Linked DNA regions of Homo sapiens: region 2 is linked to region 1. A link is an interaction called in ENCODE POLR2A ChIA-PET data of the cell type or tissue named here. Cell type or tissue: GM12878. All regions are shown on one strand.

The links. Peaks named below come from ENCODE experiments on the same cell type or tissue, not always from the same donor. Only the 100,000 strongest peaks of a DNase experiment are listed, where the experiment ranks them.
Region 2: POLR2A ChIA-PET joins it to region 1 with 7 read pairs; 4 of 35 experiments call an interaction of 5 or more read pairs at or near these places.

The regions. Positions count from the first base shown.
Region 1 is chr16:47,521,748-47,525,747 of GRCh38, reverse strand. The region is part of intron 6 of PHKB (phosphorylase kinase regulatory subunit beta); the gene reads right to left. Among named protein-coding and RNA genes, the nearest start is that of PHKB, 62 kb to the right of the region's middle. In GM12878, no CTCF peak of the experiment used is centred here; a DNase peak (open chromatin) is centred at 2,217; H3K27ac peaks cover 943 bases.
Region 2 is chr16:47,601,089-47,605,088 of GRCh38, reverse strand. All of the region lies in intron 13 of PHKB (phosphorylase kinase regulatory subunit beta), which reads right to left. Among named protein-coding and RNA genes, the nearest start is that of PHKB, 140 kb to the right of the region's middle. In GM12878, no CTCF peak of the experiment used is centred here; no DNase peak of the experiment used is centred here.

The sequences.
Region 1 (4,000 bases):
TCTAAAGATGAATAATGAAGAGTTGGGCATTTCACTTAAGATGAACAAAGATTTGTGCTTTTCATCATTGCGTTGTTTTCGGCTAGCAAAAAAAATCCTTAAAGCTCATAAAACACACGGTGGGGCAGATTAATGGATTAACACCATAAGGTCATTTAGGGACCCAAGTTCCTTCCATCTCTTGTTCCCTAGGAGTTTTCTTAGGCAGGGGAGAAAAGAGTTATTTTTATGTATTTTGTACAAGATGTGTTTTGTTCAATTCAGATTGACAGTCATCATCTCTTCAAACAGTGCTTTTCCCCAATTCTCTCCATTTTGAAATAGATTTACCTTATTTCATATATTTTTTCCTATTTATACATCTCTTAACACTGATAGAAAGTAGTTATCTTTTTAATGCTCTGCCTTATTGAAGAAAAAGCCACCCCTTTCCTAAAATAGTGATCATTTGTGGGTAAAAACTCCAGACATATTAAAATCAAAGAATAAATCTTTTCTCAACTAAACTGTATCTGCCTCCTGCTCAAAATATTAAAATAGTTTGTCCTTGGGGAATTCTCCCTCTCCTGCAGGTGACAAGTGAACCGTATGCAATACTAAAGAACTTTCATCCCAGGATTTCAAGATTTTAGGGAAAAAATGGATAATTTATGTAATTATAATAAAAATTCTACTGAAAATTCACAAACTTTGCCTGACTCAGAATACTAAAGCCAACTAAAAAGTAATAGCCACTTTTCAATACCACTGGATAACAAATAATATAACTTGATTTAAAAATTCCCATAAAAGAATTTTTAAAAAAATTTTAAAAGATTTTTAAAAATCGTAAGTGAGTCAAGTAGAATTTTCATGATATAGTAAAAAGAAAAATATTAAAGTGTTCCCTTTTAAGACTTCCCAGTCAGGCAACACGGGGATACTGAATGAAGGAATTTCAGAACTGGAAAAAATATCCTCAAAGAATGTTATTAGCAGATCAAACACAAATGAATACTAACGTTAGCCCCTAATCTTATCATTAGTAGCTTCATTCCCATGGTGGCTGAGAATATGTGGTCAATAGTAACTGATTCAAAATACACAGATACTGCAAAGAAAAAGGCACGCACCACCACTCCCAGGTAATTTTTGTATTTTTAGTAGATACAGGGTTTCACTATGTTGGCCAGGCTGGTCTCGAACTCCTGACCTCAGGTGATCCACCAGCCTCAGCCTCTCAAAGTGCTGGGATTACAGGCGTGAGCCACCCCACCCAGCCTGGTTGTATATTTCTGACACATGTTACAGAATGTCAGACAGCCATTAAAAGTGTTGTATATAGATGTTTAAATGTAGCAAAATGTATGCAGCATATTAAAGTATTTTTTTTAAGGCAGTTAAAAAACACACTGGGACTCCAGGGTTAATGGATCTTATAAAATGACTGAACTGCAGGATAAAAAGGTTTTCTTTGGCAGTAGGGGAAGGTACAAATATAAAGTTACATAAACAATAATTACTGAAAAACAAACGGAATCCAAATCACGGAACAGCAGAGGAAAGGCCTCAGGAAATCCAATTGTTCACACAAGCAGTAAGAATATTGACAAAACTCATCAAACTTTTTCAGAACTCCGGAAATTCAACAAGAGCATACAACGATCCGAGCATTAAATCAAGAAAAATGGCTGAAACCTCACTAAGTAGAGTGAGCTTTGGGGTATGTGAAATTGCCCTATTCTCAACCCTTCTCCCCAACTCTGTAGTAGGTTTATATATCAACAGCCACAAAATCATAGTACACATGAAAAACCAGCAGACTAGCAACAACATGAAGGAGGAACAGAACAGCTTTAGAACTCCCCCAAATCACCATCTTAGTAAACTGTTACTATTTGAATGTCTGACAGCTCCTTGAACACAGGCATTAAGAGCTTTTCTTTAAATGACCTCAGAGCTCACATAGATGCAAATGGCCTTTTTTCTAGGCATATAAAGGAAATAATCAGTTGCAACCATTTAACACTGCAGCTGCCTAAAACAAATCTTCTTAAACCTGGGGGATGAAGTGTCCACGGGGGCCACTGAAAATCTCCAACATATTCCTGGAAAGTCAGAAAGCTATGCACACACATAGGTGTGGGCCTATAGTAAGTAAAGACCTGAGCTAATACTCCCACACCTCTGGCTGAACTGGATGCTCTACAAAAGCAGGAAGTGAAAGCTCAAGTAGAATTGGGCACTTCCTATGAGAGCTTTCAAGTTATGCCTAACACATACAGTGAGAAACTCTGCAAAGGCTAGGAGACTGATTCGTTCAAAGCATTTAAGTAAATTCCTGTTCAATCATTAACTGACCAGTAAGCTAACTCAGCAAAGACCTCAATGGCCACCTATGACAAAGAATACATAATTCACAGAAAATTTTCAGGAAAGATGCTAAACAAACAGGCAACTCCACAAATATAAACATCAACACCACCACACTTTGAAGTAGGGAGACCTGATTTCTGGAGTTAATATATTATTCTAAATGTCCAGTTTTAACAAAGAAAGATGAGACATGCAAAGAAACAAGAAATTGTGGTCTGTATATCTGAAAAATGAAATTAATAGACACTGTCCCTGATAAAGTCCAAACACTGGACTTACTAGACAAAGACTTTAAATCAAATATTCTAAATATGCTCAAAGGGCTGAAGGAAATCATGTACAAAGAACAAAAGGAACTCCTGAGAAAGATGTCACACCAAATAGACAAAATCAATAGAGACAGAAATTACTAAAAAAAAAAAAAAAAAAAATTGACTTGAAAAGGCAATAATGTGAATAACCATGTTCAATAATGTACAGAGATCATACCAAGGATGTTTTCCCACCATCATGGAATGAAATTATAAATCAGTAACAGAAAGAAATTTAAAAATTCACAAATATGTGAAAATTAAAAACTGTACTACTAAATAAACAATGGGTCAAAGAAAAACTCACGAGAGAAATCAAAAAACACATTGAGATGAATGAATAAAAAAACCACAGAATATCAAAACTAATGGCATGCAGATAAGTAGAGGGAAATTTATAATTGAAAATGCCTGTATTTTAAAAAGAAGAATGATCTCAAGTCAATAATTTAATCTTTTAGCACAAGAAACTAGAAAAAATAAGAGAAAAATGAACCTAAACCAACCAGAAGGAAAAAAATAATAAAGACTAAAAAAAAAATAAATAAAATGGAGAAGAGAAAAATAATTTTAAAAATAAAACCAAAAATTGATTTTTTGAAAAGGCTAACAAAAATCAATAAACCTTTAGCTAGGCTGACCAAGAAAAAAAGGGATAAGACTCAAACTATTAAAGGAAGGATGAAATAAGGGACATTAACATCAATCTTAGAGAAATAAAGAGGACTTAAATAGGATACTATGAACTAATATGTGCCAACAAATTAGATAATCTAGATTAAATAGACAAATTCCTGGAGAAACACAAACTACTAAAACTGACTGAAGAAGAAATAGAAAATCTGAAGAGAAATGGTAATCAAAAACATTTCCATAAAGAAAATCCCAGACCCAGCAAGCTTTACTGATAAAATCTATCAAACATTTAAAGAATTAATACCAATCCTTCAAAAAATAGAAGAGGAAACATTTCCTAACCCATCCTAGGAGTCCATTATTGGCCCTGGTACCAACACCAGACAAAGGTATCTCATCCACATATATAAACCAACAAAACACAGAATGGATATATACCAATATCCATTATGACTATTAATGTAAAAATACTCAACAAAGTATCAGCAAATGAATGCAGTGACATTTAAAAAGGATTATACATCATGACCAAGTAAGATTTATCCCAGATATTTTAGATGGGTTCAAAATAAGAAAATCAATCAATGAAGTAGTATATATTAATTAAATAAAAAACAAAGATCACATAATCATCTCAACAGATATAGAAAAAATATTAAAAATCTAACAACTTTCCATGATGAAAGCACTCAAGAAAC
Region 2 (4,000 bases), 79 kb before region 1:
TCAAGTTTATGGGCACATTTTTTCCCCACTGCATTGATTTTTATCATTCAGGAGGCAAAAATAGAGTTCTTTATTGTGCCAATTCAATGAAACTGATTTTCTGGTGAAGAGTGACAATCCTGAAAGAACTTATATCCAACAAACTACAGAATATTTCAAATGAAAATAAAAGAACGAGGGTAAGAGATAATGGCTTTCTACATTTACAGTACAGCACCACACCTCCAAGATAATCAAGAATTTCTACAAAATGGAGATATCTGTCTTTAAATCCTTAGAAAATAGGAATTAAGTTAATTAATTTTTTTTTCACAGAAGGTTTATAAAATATACCCTGGGCTCACCCCAAGCAAAAACTGTCCAGCGTAAAAAGAAAATATTAAGAAAAATCTGTTTCTTTAATGAAATAATAATTTAAAGAAAACTTAACAGAGCAAGTATTTTTTGTCATAACACAAAAATTACATAGGACATACTAAAATAGGCTCAGCAGATACTTACAGGGTAAAATTATGTACTTCAAAGCCTAGCTGATTCTCAGCTGTGGTGACACATATTAGTAACACATGTATTATGAAATGAGCTATTTGGAGAAAAAGAAAATGCAGATCCTTAACCTCATATTATACCAGAAAATTCCAAATACATGTGTGTGTGTGTGTGTATGCATTTTAGTCAACTGATTAACAAGGATGGACTTTCTAAAATTAAATGGTAAATTCCACAGCAAAAACTAAATAGGAAAACACTGGTAGATCTGAGTGTGTAAAGATTTTAACTTCTGCTCATGAAAATATAGCAAAAGCAAAATTTAAAGGCAAACAAACTAGGAAAATATCAGAGAGGTTTTATACACTTAATATATAAAACATTCATGTAGGCTGATAAGAAAAACCATAAAACCAAGATTAAATGGGCAAAAAAAATTACTAGACAATTCACAGAAGAGTGACTAAGAAATATGTTTCTAATAGTCAGAATATAAATGAAAACAAGACTCAATTTATTATCTTATTAGGTTAGCAATGTTTTTGCTTTTAATAGGAATATTTAATGCCACAGAGGTTACAGGTGACACAAGCACCCTGTAGACTCCTGATAAATCAATAAACTCTGCTAGTCATGAGCTCTGTAACCTTGGGTGAGTTGTTAAACTCTTATGGGCCTTAGTTTCCTCACCTATGCCACATAGTACCCATCTCAGAGAGATGTTAGGAGGATTACTTAGGATGATGTTTGTAAGAGGCAGAGCACAGAATGTGACATATAAGAAAGTCAGTTATTGGCCAAGCGTGGTGGCTCATGCCTGTAATCCCAGCACTTTGGGAGGCCAAGGCGGGCAGATTGCCCGAGCTCAGGAGTTCGAGACCAGCCTGGGCAACATGGTGAAACCCCGCCTCCAATAAAAATACAAAAAATTAGCCGGGCGTGGTGGTGAGCACCTGTAGCCCCAGCTACTTGGGAGGCTGAGGCAGGAGGATTGCTTGAACCCTGGAGGCAGAGGTTGCAGTGAGCCGAGATAGTGCCACTGCACACCAGCCTGGGCGACACAGCGAGACTCCATCTCCAAAAAAAAAAAAAAAAAGAAAGTCAGTTATTTATACATAAAGCTAAAGAAAGTCTTCCCAGGTGAAGCCTTTAAAGTAATACTACATGTGCTTCCCGATGTTTATAATGCCTGCTGCACAGAAATCCCACTTTAGGTCACTAGCCATCACATGGGTAACATGAGAAAGATAATGAAAATATTCTTGAAGTTTCCTGAAGTGCAACAACTGGGAAATCTCTTAGCAACCAACATGTAAAAATATACCTGTACACTCTTTTCTATTCATTTTATCTTGAACGGAGCAGTAAGAAAACCACGTGCTATCCTGAAGAGTCAACTGCATTTGAAGACAACAGATCAAAGAAAATCAAGACCTCAGTTTCTTATGTCCTTATATACATACACTAGGGGACACTTGATGAATGATTTTAAGTTTAAAAAGCATTAGATTTCCAGGTTTACTCAGTAGCTTTTATATTTGAGATCAATTGGGCAAGAAATGTCATGAATAAAATCAAATGCAAAAGGACTTATTTTTGTTACATACACTGGAATTAGGAAGTGGTTTGTCAGAATAATTAGGTTGCCCTTAGAGAGAGAGAGAGAGACAGAGAGAAGTATTTCCTATAACTCTTGTTAGTGAGCTACTGGATATCCATAGTCACTATCAAAGAGTAGGCCTCTATAAATAGAAGCAGAGATCAACAAGTAGATGAATGGTAAAGTATGAACAGAAAGTGGAAGAACCATTTAAACATGTATTTGTCCCATAGTAAATGCTTTATGTGTATTTCCTTACCAGCTAATCCTTATAACATAAAAATAAAAAATTAATGCTCATGGAAGTTAAGAAAACTCAGATCACACAGGTAGTAAGTGGCAGATTTTACATTCAAATCCTGGACTGTCTGATTCCTAAGCTCATAATCCACAAACTCTTCACCTTTCACTACAGCACAGGAAAAATGTAAGAAAAGAAAAAAAAAAAAAAAAAAAAGGAAGAGAAGCTAGGGAGGGAGAAAGTAGAAGAAAAAGATGATAATGTCAGAGAAATAATCTGTAACCCCATGGTTACAAGTTTGCTGGGTGTTAATAATCATTTAAAATATAATTTCTACAGGAAAAATAAATTGGCTTCCAAACAATCACTTACCAAAGAACTTTGGGAACCCAAGAAATTAAGTTGGGAACTTCGTATATATATAACACTTTGGATATTTTAAAGTACTTCTATATCCATTTTATCACTTTAAAAGTAGCTTGTTAGTGTTCCAAGGAAATTAAATAATACCCATCCCCAAAAGAAAAAGATCCTGCCAGGCATGGTGATCTGTGGCCATAGTCCCAGCTACTCAGGAGGCTGAGGTAGGAGGATCACTTGAGCCCAGGAGTTTGGGACTCCATTGAGCTATGATGGTACCACTGCACTCCAGCCTAGGTGACAGAGTGAAACTCTCTTGTCTCTTAAAAAAAATTCTGTTGTGAGATTCAAGCAAATTTTCATTAACCTGAGTATTCTGGGAGTTTGTGTATATTGGAGAGAAAGTTGTAGTTAACTAAAATTGCTTAATATTTAAGTTTACCAAGAGAATATATCTTGTTTTAACCATTAATGTTTATTAATGTTTTCAAAATATCCACCCTAAAAAAATTATTGTATTCACCTGCCTTAAATTATACAATATGTAAAGTTCTAATCTTTAATGAGCTGGGATAATGTAGTAGTACCTGAATGAAGATCATCACTATGAATGTCTGATGTACAGGATAAGAAAAGTTAGTTGCATATATGGAAAAGACAAGCTGAAGTCTAGAAGTCAGTTTTTTTTTTTTTTGAGATGGAGTCTTGCTCTGTCACCCAGGCTGGAGTGCAGTGGCATGATCTTGGCTCACTGCAACCTCCGCCTCCCAGGTTCAAGCGATTCTCCTGCCTCAGCCTCCTGAGTAATTGGGACTACAGGTGCGTGCCATCATGGCTGGCTAATTTTTTGTATTTTTAGTAGAGATGGGGTTTCACTGTGTTAGCCAGGATAGTCTTGATCTCCTGACCTCATGATCCGCCTGCCTCGGCCTTCCAAAGTGCTGGGATTACAGGCATGAGCCACCACACCTGGCCCTAGAAGTCAGATTTTTAAAAGCTGATATGTTAGTATCTCTTTTTAGGACATAGTGAATAAGAACATATATTAAAGTTATATAATGGCCTTTATAATGGTTATCTAATGGTTTTAGAGTAATGTTATCATTAACTTTATATTTCTTTAGTTTTCTGAATCTCAAAAAAAATTTCAATTCAAACATCAAGATTTTCAAGCAATTTTTTGAGACAGGGTCTCACTCTATTGCCCAGGCTACAGTGCAGTGGTGCAATCATGGCTCACCACAACCTTGACCTCCAGGGCTCAGGTGATCCTCTGGCCTCAGCCTCCTGAGTAGCTGGGACTACAGCCA